3 separate regions of the Homo sapiens genome follow, and regions 2 and 3 are each linked to region 1. The links are chromatin contacts, found by Hi-C or POLR2A ChIA-PET in ENCODE. All regions are on one chromosome and are shown on one strand. The core of a region is the stretch at or near the end of the contact, and the rest is flanking DNA. Distances in the headings are between cores, read along the strand shown. Region 1 holds the start of IRAG1-AS1 (IRAG1 antisense RNA 1). Region 2 holds the start of ZNF143-AS1 (ZNF143 antisense RNA 1). Region 3 holds the start of TMEM41B (transmembrane protein 41B).

Region 1 (3,290 bases), core at 455-2,954:
CTTTCTTTATCCAATCCACTATTGATAAGCACCTGGGTTGATTCCATGTCTTTGCTATTCCATAATATTTTATAGTTTTCAGTATACATGTCTTTCTCATCTTTGGTCAAATTTGTCCCAAATTTGCTGCTTTTTTTTTTTTTTTTTTTTTTGCTGATAAGAGATATTTAAAAATTTTCCATTTCTAATTGTTCATTGCTAGTATATAGAAATACAACTGATTTTTGTATATTTGATTTTGTATCTTGCAACTTTTGTAAACTCACTTATGAGTTCTAGCAGCTTTTTTGTAGTATTCCACAATTTTCTTATGCAAATAAATGCAGTGCTACAACTTCCTTTCCAACTTGGATGCCTTTTATATATTTGTCTTTTTTTATTTCATTGACCAGAACTTCCAATACAATGTTTAATTGAAGGCAATTTTTACAGAGTAATATTTCTAACTCCCAGGCCCGGATTAGGCTGAACTATGGAATCTTGTTGAATTTGATATCTTTTGGAATTTATTAAATCATTATTTATACTTCATTTTTAAGCTTTTTCCTTTTCCAGTGTTCAAATATTCATCAAATGTTCAAATATTGAACAAGTACCATGCTGGCTGTCAGGGAAATAATGGTGCACAAACAGGCATGGACCTAGCGCTAATGAAGTCTTACCGTACTACCGAGGCAGTTTAAAACAGGAATTAAAAACACAGGTTCAGGGTTCTGTCTGCTTGGGTTTGAATCTGGCTCTGCTCCTTAATGGTTGTTTGACCTTGGAAAAGTTAATCGACTTTTCTAAGCCTGTGTCTTAGTGAAGGTATTAATAATACCTACTCACAGGATTGCTGTGAAGATTAAACGAATTAATACCTTTAAAGTCCTTAAAATACGGTTTGACATATAGTAAATGGTCAAAGAGTATTATTATTAGAGGGAAGAATTAGCTCTTCACAAGGTGAATCTACAAGTGACTGGTGAAGGAGGGGTGTACAAACAAGAAACATAAAAACCAGTTTAACTGCTAAGCATAGAGGCAGCAGTGTCAGCTGTACCTGGGTTAAAATCCTTGCTCTGCTGTTTATTGTCTAGGCAACTTTGACCAGACGACTTAAACAAGAGCAATGCCCGTAAAGTGCCTAGTGCAGTATTTGGCACACAACAGATGCTTAAAAGACAGCAATTACTGATTCAGACGTCCCGCAGAGCAGTAATATCACTAACATGTGCTCATCATCATATCTATCATTTATCAAAGCTCAGGATTTTGAACCTTGTAATTACTTTTCATACATTCTCTTATGCTTAACAACTCGGCTAGGTGAACACAATCCATTGCCTCATAAAGAAACAAGATGACCTTTGTGTATCTATCATCAGTGGGGAGGCTGGAGGTCTGGGAAGTGGTACCTTGGAGCCCAACTGTTGACCAAACCAGGGCTCTCAGTGCGGCCTTGGTCGCCAGCGGGGCGCTCCACTTTCCGCTCCGGAGATGGCACCAGGAGAGATGGGAGTCTGCCAGGCTGTTTCCATGGCCACCTCATGAAGCCCCTGCTCCGGGAGCGTGACAGGCGAGACTCTCCTTCGCCGCCACCTCTCGTCTCAGATGACCATCTGGGCTCGAAAGCCCTCAGGAGCTGCGGAGCGCGGGTCGGTAGGGGCGCTGCAGAGGAAGGTTGGGCGCCGTCTCCCGGCAACGCGCGGGGGGCGGGGCTTTGCGTCACAGAGGTGCGACCGGGTCCCGGCCTGAGTCGCGGCCACCCGCAGGTCTGAGCTGTGGGCTGAGGCAGCGCAGCCGCTGCCGCAGGGTGCGCGATGCCTTGAACCTGGGGTGAGCTCCGCGGCGCTGTCCTTTCGTGTTTCCCTTGCTAGCTGCTCCAGGACTCTGGGTCTGGGAAGAGAAACCCCAGAGGGCCCTCCGCTGCCGAGCCAGGCTTCCGCGGGGAGACAGGCCTAGCCCCGCCGCCCTCCCCGGGCCTCGGATTGGGGCGTGGGGACGGCTGGGGAGGCCATTCTATTGACGCCCGTCTTCTGCCCGGCGGGTTCCAGTTGCCCGGGGTGGCGGTGGCTTGTCCCGCCTCGGGGTGGTTCTGAGGGACCCGGAGAGAGTTTTTCCTTCTCTATCCCAAAACGGTTGTTTGAATATTGCCGCCGGCTCAGTCATTCGGCCGCCGGACTTAGCTGTTGGTTAAATGTCCAGGTGCGCTTGAGGAGGGGCTGAGGCGGCGTAGCCAGAGCGAGCGCTAGGGTGGCCCGCGGGCTCGGTCTCCGCCGGGCTGGACACCCAAATAAGAAACCTTTTGCCTGGGACGATAGCTCAGAAATAGCCACGTCGATCTACTTAGCCAGCCCCACACTTATGAATTGGCTTAGGCTGCTACCCTTCCCAAAGGTCTTTCCTTGTCAAACTAGCTGCTACCTTGAGACCCGGCTAAGAAAAGAACGTTTTCTTGCTAATAATAAGAAGGTAGTGATTACACAGCAGGAGCAGAAGGCTTCTGTGTTAGCTTTTGAAATTATTCCTTCAGTTATTTGTCTCGGCGTTACAAAATGTGGATTTACGATTGTTATTGAAATCGATCCCTATGCCCCTTATTAAAGGTAGTGTACCTTTTATATTCTGACACTGTCCTATTTAGCGGTGCCAGCTAATTCAGTTCTTGCCTCTGGCATATATATAAAGCTGCTGGAACACTTTCAATTGTTTATAATTCTTACATCTTCAGCACGAATTTATTCGTTTTCACTCCCTTCTGCCCATTCTTCTTGCTATAAAATGACCTCTACCCATTCAGAATTTTGTCTGGGGGCATGAGCTGCCACCGGCCGACGATCCTAAATTAGTCACCTCCATGTCGAAGTCACCCGTCTGAGAAGTGATGCTTTCTGAATTCAGAGCTCAAAAATAGTATGGATTTTTATCCTTTTCTTTCACATTGCCTGACTTCAGTTTCTAGAACTTTTTCTCAAGAATATGACTATATGTTTCAAAAATTAATATTTGTCATTTGGTGTAAATGAACTTTATATTCGATGTGTGTAGCCTGATCCTTCTTGGTTCCCATCTAAATACAAACACGCTTTCCTTCCCAAAAAGGCAAGGGAGGTCCAGAGAGAATTCTTACAAGTCTAATATGCTTTTTCCAATATGAAATGCATTTAGTAAACACACTGTTACTGTGAGAAATCCATATTCTTAATCTCCTAGTACGGCACTCTATCCTTTTGTAGTTTCTCTCTCCTTCTCTCTCTAATATATATGTATGTATCTTTTTCTGATCAAGATCTTTGATTCTGGAACAG
Region 2 (3,337 bases), core at 1-2,500, 1.1 Mb after region 1:
TTCTCACTTGATTATATCAGCTGATTTAGACACTTCCAAAGCAAAGGCTGACGCTGATTTTAAACAAATAATGGGCTGGCAATGGTATTCTTCTTTCCTCTTTTTAACTTCGTTATTATGTGGAAAAAACAAATGTCCAAAGCAAAAGGGGAAGGAATAAAAACTAGTTCGCGTTCCACAATAATACGTTTCAAAGAGACTTATAAGAATTTGTTCACTCTTTTGGCCAAAACTGGAGAAAAGGGAGGATAAAATTGTAAATTTCTAATATCCGATGTTAGACCTCAGTAACCTTTTTTTTTTTTTAATAGAAGAAAGGGTGAGGGGGAAACAATCTGCCCACGATACGCATGGGAAGCAAGCGCTAGGTGAGACCGGCAGGTCCTGGGAGGGCCTGGGCCAGCCCTGTCCCCGGCGCCCCCGCTGCGGCCTGGTGTGGCCCGTGGGCCCGGCGTCCCAGGCGGCGGAACTCTGCCTCGGCGGCGCCTGGGGACTCGCTCTGCGCGGAGGTCAGGCCGAGAAACGCGGCCAAGGCTCCCGAGGGCTCCACCCTCCCCTCTTTCACTCCCTCCCCTTGGCGGTCCCCTGAGGGAAACAGGCGGGGCGCATCGCTCAGAGACAAGCTGGGGGGAGTTGAGTCCTCAACGAAAAAAGCTCCGCCGCCTAGAGTGGCGGCCGCGGGTTATTAATAAACTCCGCTTCTGCCCAGACGCCGCTACCGCGGCCGGCCCATAAAATCGGCAAGGCCTGCGGCGGAGGCTGAGCAGCGGGAGCCGGAGCCCGGGCCCAAGCGGGCCCGCGCCGCCGCGCTGAGGGCGGCGGCCAGGCGGAGAATAATGCACACTGGGTAAAAACACATTTATATACGAACCTCCGAGAAAATTTTCCAACAATTCCTTCGTCCGACCACCATGCACCAGGACAGGAAACAGCCGTCCGGCCCCCAGGCCCCGCAACCCGCATAGTGTGTCTGAGGCCCGCCCCCAGCTTCCATTGGGCTGTCATTACATCACTCACAGGACGCTTCCGGTTTTCCATTGGCCCACGTTTGGTCGACGCGAAAGAAAACCGCCCTAGCCGCGCCCACTCAACTGACGTCAGCCAAGCCTGACTTTACAGCCCGCCCCTGAGTGGCTCGCGCAAAGTGCAGAATCAAAGCTCCTGTGTCTGACTGGTTGACATAACCGCTTATCCCAGACGGACCCCGCCTCACTGACTAGCGAGTCATACCGATTCTGGGGCCCCAGCGGGAGGCGCCATTTTGTAGCGAGGGAGGGAGGCTGGTCCTTGTGATTACCCGGGAGGGAGCCGGGGTGACGAGCGCCATTTTCCCCACAGGGGCGAGGAGGCGGCTTTGGTTCTCCCGGTGGGCTTGCCGGAGTGCGTTCTGCAGACCAGAAGGGCTTTGTCTGGCGATTGCTGAATGCTCAATAGCAGCCTGCTGGGAGGGAAGTCGAAGGGAGAAATAGGACAGAAAGAGAGACCTGACCTCTCCCTGGAGGCTCTCAGTGTCGGCCGAGGCCCTTGGTCTTGCTCTAGGGCTCTGCATTCCCGAGAGCTGCTGTATGCCGGGGATTGGCTTCCAAGCCTGCCTGAGCTTCTCCAGTCTCCCGGGCATCGCCATGCGGTGGGAGGGTGAGCCTTCCTCTCCTGCTGAAATTCCGGCGGCTTGGCAACCGGCCGGGGGGTCTTGGATTCCTCGGGGAGACACCACTGATGCTTTGTGGTTTCACGTAATTTGGATTTAAAAGTTGAAGGCGTCAGAAATGGTTGTCGCTACGGTCTTTTGTATGTTCTTGTGTTGCGAACTAATAAAGGAAAGTCAAAAGGGTGGGAGAAGCATTCAGTCTGGTTCCCTAAAGTTACTAAGAATGGATACAAATTAGTTGTGGCCGTTGCGGTTAATGCTTCTTGTAGCTCTTAACCCAGCCCTTTCTAAACCTTTGGATATACTTACTAGTCAGTTCCGAAGGTACTCAGTACAAATTTGCGTTGGCGCACCAGGCCGACTAAAGATGAGGTGGGTGTATTAGACTCAAAATTTCTTAAGTCGGCCAGGGGGTAGAATTGAGCTACCAAGAGAATGAGAGACTACCCTGTTGTAACAGATTTGGATCGCGCTTAGAAAAACAGGGAGAAAGCTGGATGATGTTCAACTTAATGTCTTGCATTTCAGACGATTATCGAATGGACGGGGATAAATAAAAACGATGTTACAGATAGCCCTCTAAGTGTGGATAGTAAATATTTTGATTTACAATTAAGCCTACCTTGAGGTGCAGGCCCTAACCAACGGATAGTTGAGTAATAGGGGCCTAGACGCCAATGGAAAGAAAATGGGACTTTAAGCTTTGTTTGAACATATATTCTGTTAATAAAGAAGTTTAAATCAGTTCGGATTACTGTTTTTTGTTTGTTTGTTTGTTTTTTGAGACGGAGTCTCGCCCTGTAGCCCAGACTGCAATGCAGTGGCACGATCTCAGCTCACTGCAACCTCCGCCTCCCAGGTTCAAGCGATTTCTCCTGCCTCAACCTCCTGAGTAGCTGGGACTACAGGCGCCCACCATCACGCCCGGCTAATTTTTCTGTTTTTAGTAGAGACGGGGTTTCACCATGTTGGCCAGGCTGGTCTGAAACTCCTGACCGCGTAATCCGCCCACCTCAGCCTACCAAAGTACTGGGATTACAGGCGTGAGCCACCGCGCCCGGCCCGGATTACTTTTTAAGCCCTTAAAATAAAAGTGTCACATATAAAAAATGGATTAGGTGGCCGGGCGCGGAGGCTCACGCCTGTAATCCCAGCACTTTGGGAGGCCAAGGCGGGCAGATCATGAGGTCAGGAGATCGAGACCATCCTGGCTAACGCGGTGAAACCCCGTCTCTACTAAAAATACAAAAAATTTAGCAGGCGTGGTGGCGGGCGCCTGTAGTCCCAGCTACTCGGGAGAATGAGGCAGGAAAATGGCGTGAACCCGGGAGGCGGAGCTTGCAGTGAGCTGAGATTGCGCCACTGCACTCCAGGCTGGGCAACAGAGCAAGATTCCGTCTCAAAAAAAAAAAAAAAAAAAAAAAAAAAAGGATTAGGTTACTTTTAACTGGAGGATTTTGCTCAGTTAAAATCAGTCTCCTACCCAATGGATACATTCTCTGTTACAAAGAAGTAGCCCAGCTGAAAAACAAATGGTTTTAATTTATAATTTCTGTTCCCTCCACATGTATCTGTGTTTTGTAATTGGAGGTGTTTTTTAACCCATCAGAATATTTTTATGCAGTTCCACTAAGTCCCATGCCTGTAGGCTACTCATTAAAACACTATAATACAGAATCTCAAGAATTT
Region 3 (3,326 bases), core at 63-2,562, 1.2 Mb after region 1:
GTGGAGGCAGACAATAAACAAGTAAACAAATAGTTCACAGAATTAATTGCTTTTAATGACTATGAAGGAAATAAAATGGGAGCCAGAAGTAGGCAAAGGATGTGTACATAAAACAGTTCAATTGAATGGGTTTCCCATAATTTACTTAACCATTTTTATTTAGTGTTGGATTTTTATATTGCTTTTAGTTTTTCACTGTTATACTAATACAGAGGAATTATTTATGTTTATTTTCATGGAATAATTTCCTACAAATGTAATTACTGAATAGAAACAATCAGGATTTTTTTTTTTTTTTTTTGGGACGGAGTCTTGCTTTGTGGTCTATGCTGGAGTGCAGCGGTGCAATTTCTCACCGCAACCTCAGCCTCCGGGGTTCAAGCGATTCTCCTGACTCACACTCTCGAGTAGCTGGGATTACAAGCCATCATGTCCAGCTCATTTTTGTATTTTTAGCAGAGACGGGGTCTCATCTCACCATTTTGGCCAGTCTGGCCTCACACTCCTGGTCTCAAATGATCCGCCCGCCTTGGCCTCCCAAAGTGTTGGGATTACAGGCTTGAGCCACCGCGACCGGCCTCTAAGTTGCTTTCAAGAGGTAACCACGGTGAGTAAGCTGAATGTGCTCTGAGGGGTAGAAGCAGAAAAAGTTACCTGTGGAAAAGGCATGTTTCCGCTTAGCTTAGGGATAAGCTAAATGTAGAGCTGACTTGGGTTTAGTAGTAAGGGGCAGCAGCTAATGCAAAACCGTTAGCTTTGGGAACAGGACAACCTGGATTCTAAGCCCATTTTTGCCATCCTGTGATCTTCACAGGTTGTACGTAGCCCTCTCTGAGCCTTAGTTTCCTGAAATTCAGGTAGGTTTTGCTCAACCTTTGTATTTCCCACCATCTTTTAGATCAAGCACTCTCTGGCGCCTCCAAATTGAAGACAGCAGCTGCGGAATTGATGTAATGGGCTGAATCAGCCTCAGCCGCGAAATGCCGACTAATCACAGGCACCTCCGGCGGCCTGGACAAAAGGTTTGAAGTCCCTGGGACCGCACTTCCGGGTAATTAAGGCTACGCTTTAGACGCCAGGGCCAGCGAGTCGCAGCCGGGTGACTCGAGTGCCGCGACTGCGCATGCTCTCGCCCCAGCGCCCGGCGGCCACCTCTTTCCCGCGGGCGGGCCGGGGCGGGGCACTGAAGGGGGCGGTCCAGGACCCTGACTTGTCTCGCGGTTACTGGGCCGGCGCGAGCACGCGAGGCTCGGGGGCGGCACGGGGCGGGGTTTAGCCTGTGGTGGGCGCTGCGGGTGTTTGCAGGAGGTTGCAGTACTCGCTGGGCTGAGGTCGTCTCGGGTGAGGAGGTCGCGCCGGAAGTGGCTCTAGCCGTGGCGCTTCGGCGTAGTAAGGAGCCTGCAACAGAGTTTTGTTGTTTAGGGGGCGCGGCACCGCACCGCTCCCTTCACCTTGCAGCAGCCATGGCGAAAGGCAGAGTCGCCGAACGATCGCAGTTGGGCGCTCACCACACGACCCCCGTGGGGGACGGGGCAGCGGGGACGCGGGGTCTCGCGGCGCCTGGCAGCAGAGACCACCAGAAGGGTGAGTGGGCCCGGGGAGCAGAGCTGGGGGTGGCCCGAGGCTTCTGTGTGTCGGGTGGGGAAAAGGACCCCCGCTATTCTCGGAGAGTCGCGGGGAAAGAGGGGGGCCTGCTGGCGCCGCGGCGGGAGCAGAGACCGTGGGGGAGTTGGGCTTGGGCGCTCGCGCAGCACAAGGCCGGACGCCGAGTAGGTGCGTTGTAAATGCTGTTTGAGTAGAATTCATTTAAAAGAAGGGATGACACTGGCTTGTTGACGCTCAGGTAGATTGTAAGGTTGATGATAACGACGCTAGGCAGAGCTGGAAGGAGCTGTACTGTGGCATTCGCTGCGTTGTTTTTACAGATGAAGAAACTGAGGCCCAGTGTGGGTATATGACTTATAAAGTCATAAAGCCAGATCAGTGAAGTAGTAGTTAGGAGCGAGGACTTAATACTTCCAGGTGGCAGTACACCTGGGCTTGAGTCCCTGCCCTACTGTTTACTTGGAACCTTGGACTTGGTAACTTTCAAAAAAAGCTCAGTGTCTGAACTGTGAAATGGGGATAATAATAATATCTACTTAATAGGTGGTGCGTGGGTTAAACGAAATAATTCACGTAAAAGATTTAGAGCAATGCTTGGATATGAAGTGGGGGCTAAATAAATATTAGCAATTACTTAGTTACAGCTAAGGTCACTCATTCTAAAGTTTATTTCCCCACTACATCATCCTGACATTTCTCACGGCTTTATTTTTGGTTTTTGTTTTCTCTTTATTCCTACTGCCTCTATAATTGCAGAATCTCACGGCTTTAAATATTGTTTTAAGGAAAAAACTGTACGTAGAAACTAAATACTTTGATTCCGTGTTGGCCTGGAATCGTTCTTTAAATGATTTTAAAGCTCATAAACTTAAAGTGATCCTAACAAGTTTGTCTGTAGCTCACATAGGTGTGTTCCACCACCAGTGATGGCTAGGAGAACTTCTAAGAGTATGTAGTAGAAAATGTTAATGTATTTTCAAATAATTTAAAATGTCTCCAACAGTCTAATTTGGCTCTGTCAGCCTTATGTTTTTGGGTATTTTTCCAGCTTATATACACTGGATCCAGGTGACTTCATATAATTTCAAAAACTGAGAAATGAATCGTTGTTAATGTATAAATCAGCTCTGAATAAAAGAAAGATTGTTTTGAAGACTCTACTACTGAGGGTGACAATATTCCAAGGTCTGGGTTTCCTGAAAAAGTGTTCCAGATAGGGCATCCCTAAAAATTGACATCTCATTTGAGGTAGCAGCCAGTTGTATTCATGATTTTTACCTAAAGCTATTCAAAAAATAAAACCTTGAAACTTCCAAAGTGCTCTTACTTTTTAATCTTATTTTATCATTACAACAAAACATTCAACACAATTATTCTTTTTTTTTTTTTTTTTTTTGAGACGGAGTCTCGGTCTGTCACCCAGGCTGGAGTGCAGTGGCGCAATCTTGGCTCACTGCAAGCTCCGCCTCCTGGGTTCACGCCATTCTCCTGCCTCAGCCTCCCGAGTAGCTGGGACTACAGGCGCCCACCACCACGCCGGGCTAATTTTTGTATTTTTAGTAGAGATGGGGTTTCACCTTGTTAGCCAGGATGGTCTCGATCTCCTGACCTGTTGATCCGCCCGCCTCGGCCTCCCAAAGTGCTGGGATTACAGGCGTGAGCCACCACGCCTGGCCTACAATTATTCTTATGATGCTGTCCCATGACATCTATAGATCACA

The links. Hi-C counts contacts between places; a loop is a spot of excess contacts on that map. ChIA-PET counts read pairs that join two places held with the same protein, here RNA polymerase II (POLR2A). Pooled maps may share reads with other maps.
Region 2: a map of natural killer cell shows a loop between it and region 1 (16-fold over the local background). The contact joins the promoter of ZNF143-AS1 here to the promoter of IRAG1-AS1 in region 1. A Hi-C loop is called at or near these places in 3 of 168 maps with a recorded cell type or tissue (B cell, CD8-positive, alpha-beta T cell and natural killer cell) and 8 of 50 pooled maps. POLR2A ChIA-PET finds 5 or more read pairs at or near these places in 1 of 52 experiments (CD4-positive, alpha-beta T cell).
Region 3: a map of naive thymus-derived CD4-positive, alpha-beta T cell shows a loop between it and region 1 (13-fold over the local background). The contact joins the promoter of TMEM41B here to the promoter of IRAG1-AS1 in region 1. A Hi-C loop is called at or near these places in 1 of 168 maps with a recorded cell type or tissue (naive thymus-derived CD4-positive, alpha-beta T cell) and 7 of 50 pooled maps. POLR2A ChIA-PET finds 5 or more read pairs at or near these places in 1 of 52 experiments (B cell).

What each region holds. Positions count from the first base shown.
Region 1 is chr11:10,539,650-10,542,939 of GRCh38, reverse strand. It overlaps IRAG1-AS1 (IRAG1 antisense RNA 1), which reads right to left and starts at 1,704. Exons shown (of 4, transcript NR_046375.1): 1 at 1,398-1,704. It overlaps RNF141 (ring finger protein 141), which reads left to right and starts at 1,753. Exons shown (of 6, transcript NM_016422.4): 1 at 1,753-1,818. RefSeq lists an enhancer at 1,568-1,677.
Region 2 is chr11:9,458,611-9,461,947 of GRCh38, reverse strand. It overlaps ZNF143-AS1 (ZNF143 antisense RNA 1), which reads left to right and starts at 1,250. Exons shown (of 1, transcript NR_036539.1): 1 at 1,250-2,392. It overlaps ZNF143 (zinc finger protein 143), which reads right to left and starts at 936. Exons shown (of 16, transcript NM_003442.6): 1 at 872-936. RefSeq lists a silencer at 343-552 and enhancers at 1,323-1,402, 1,463-1,562, 1,653-1,732, 1,932-2,567.
Region 3 is chr11:9,312,579-9,315,904 of GRCh38, reverse strand. TMEM41B (transmembrane protein 41B) reads left to right here and starts at 1,312. Exons shown (of 7, transcript NM_015012.4): 1 at 1,312-1,584. The coding sequence starts at 1,464. RefSeq lists a silencer at 973-1,322 and enhancers at 1,088-1,603, 1,604-2,121.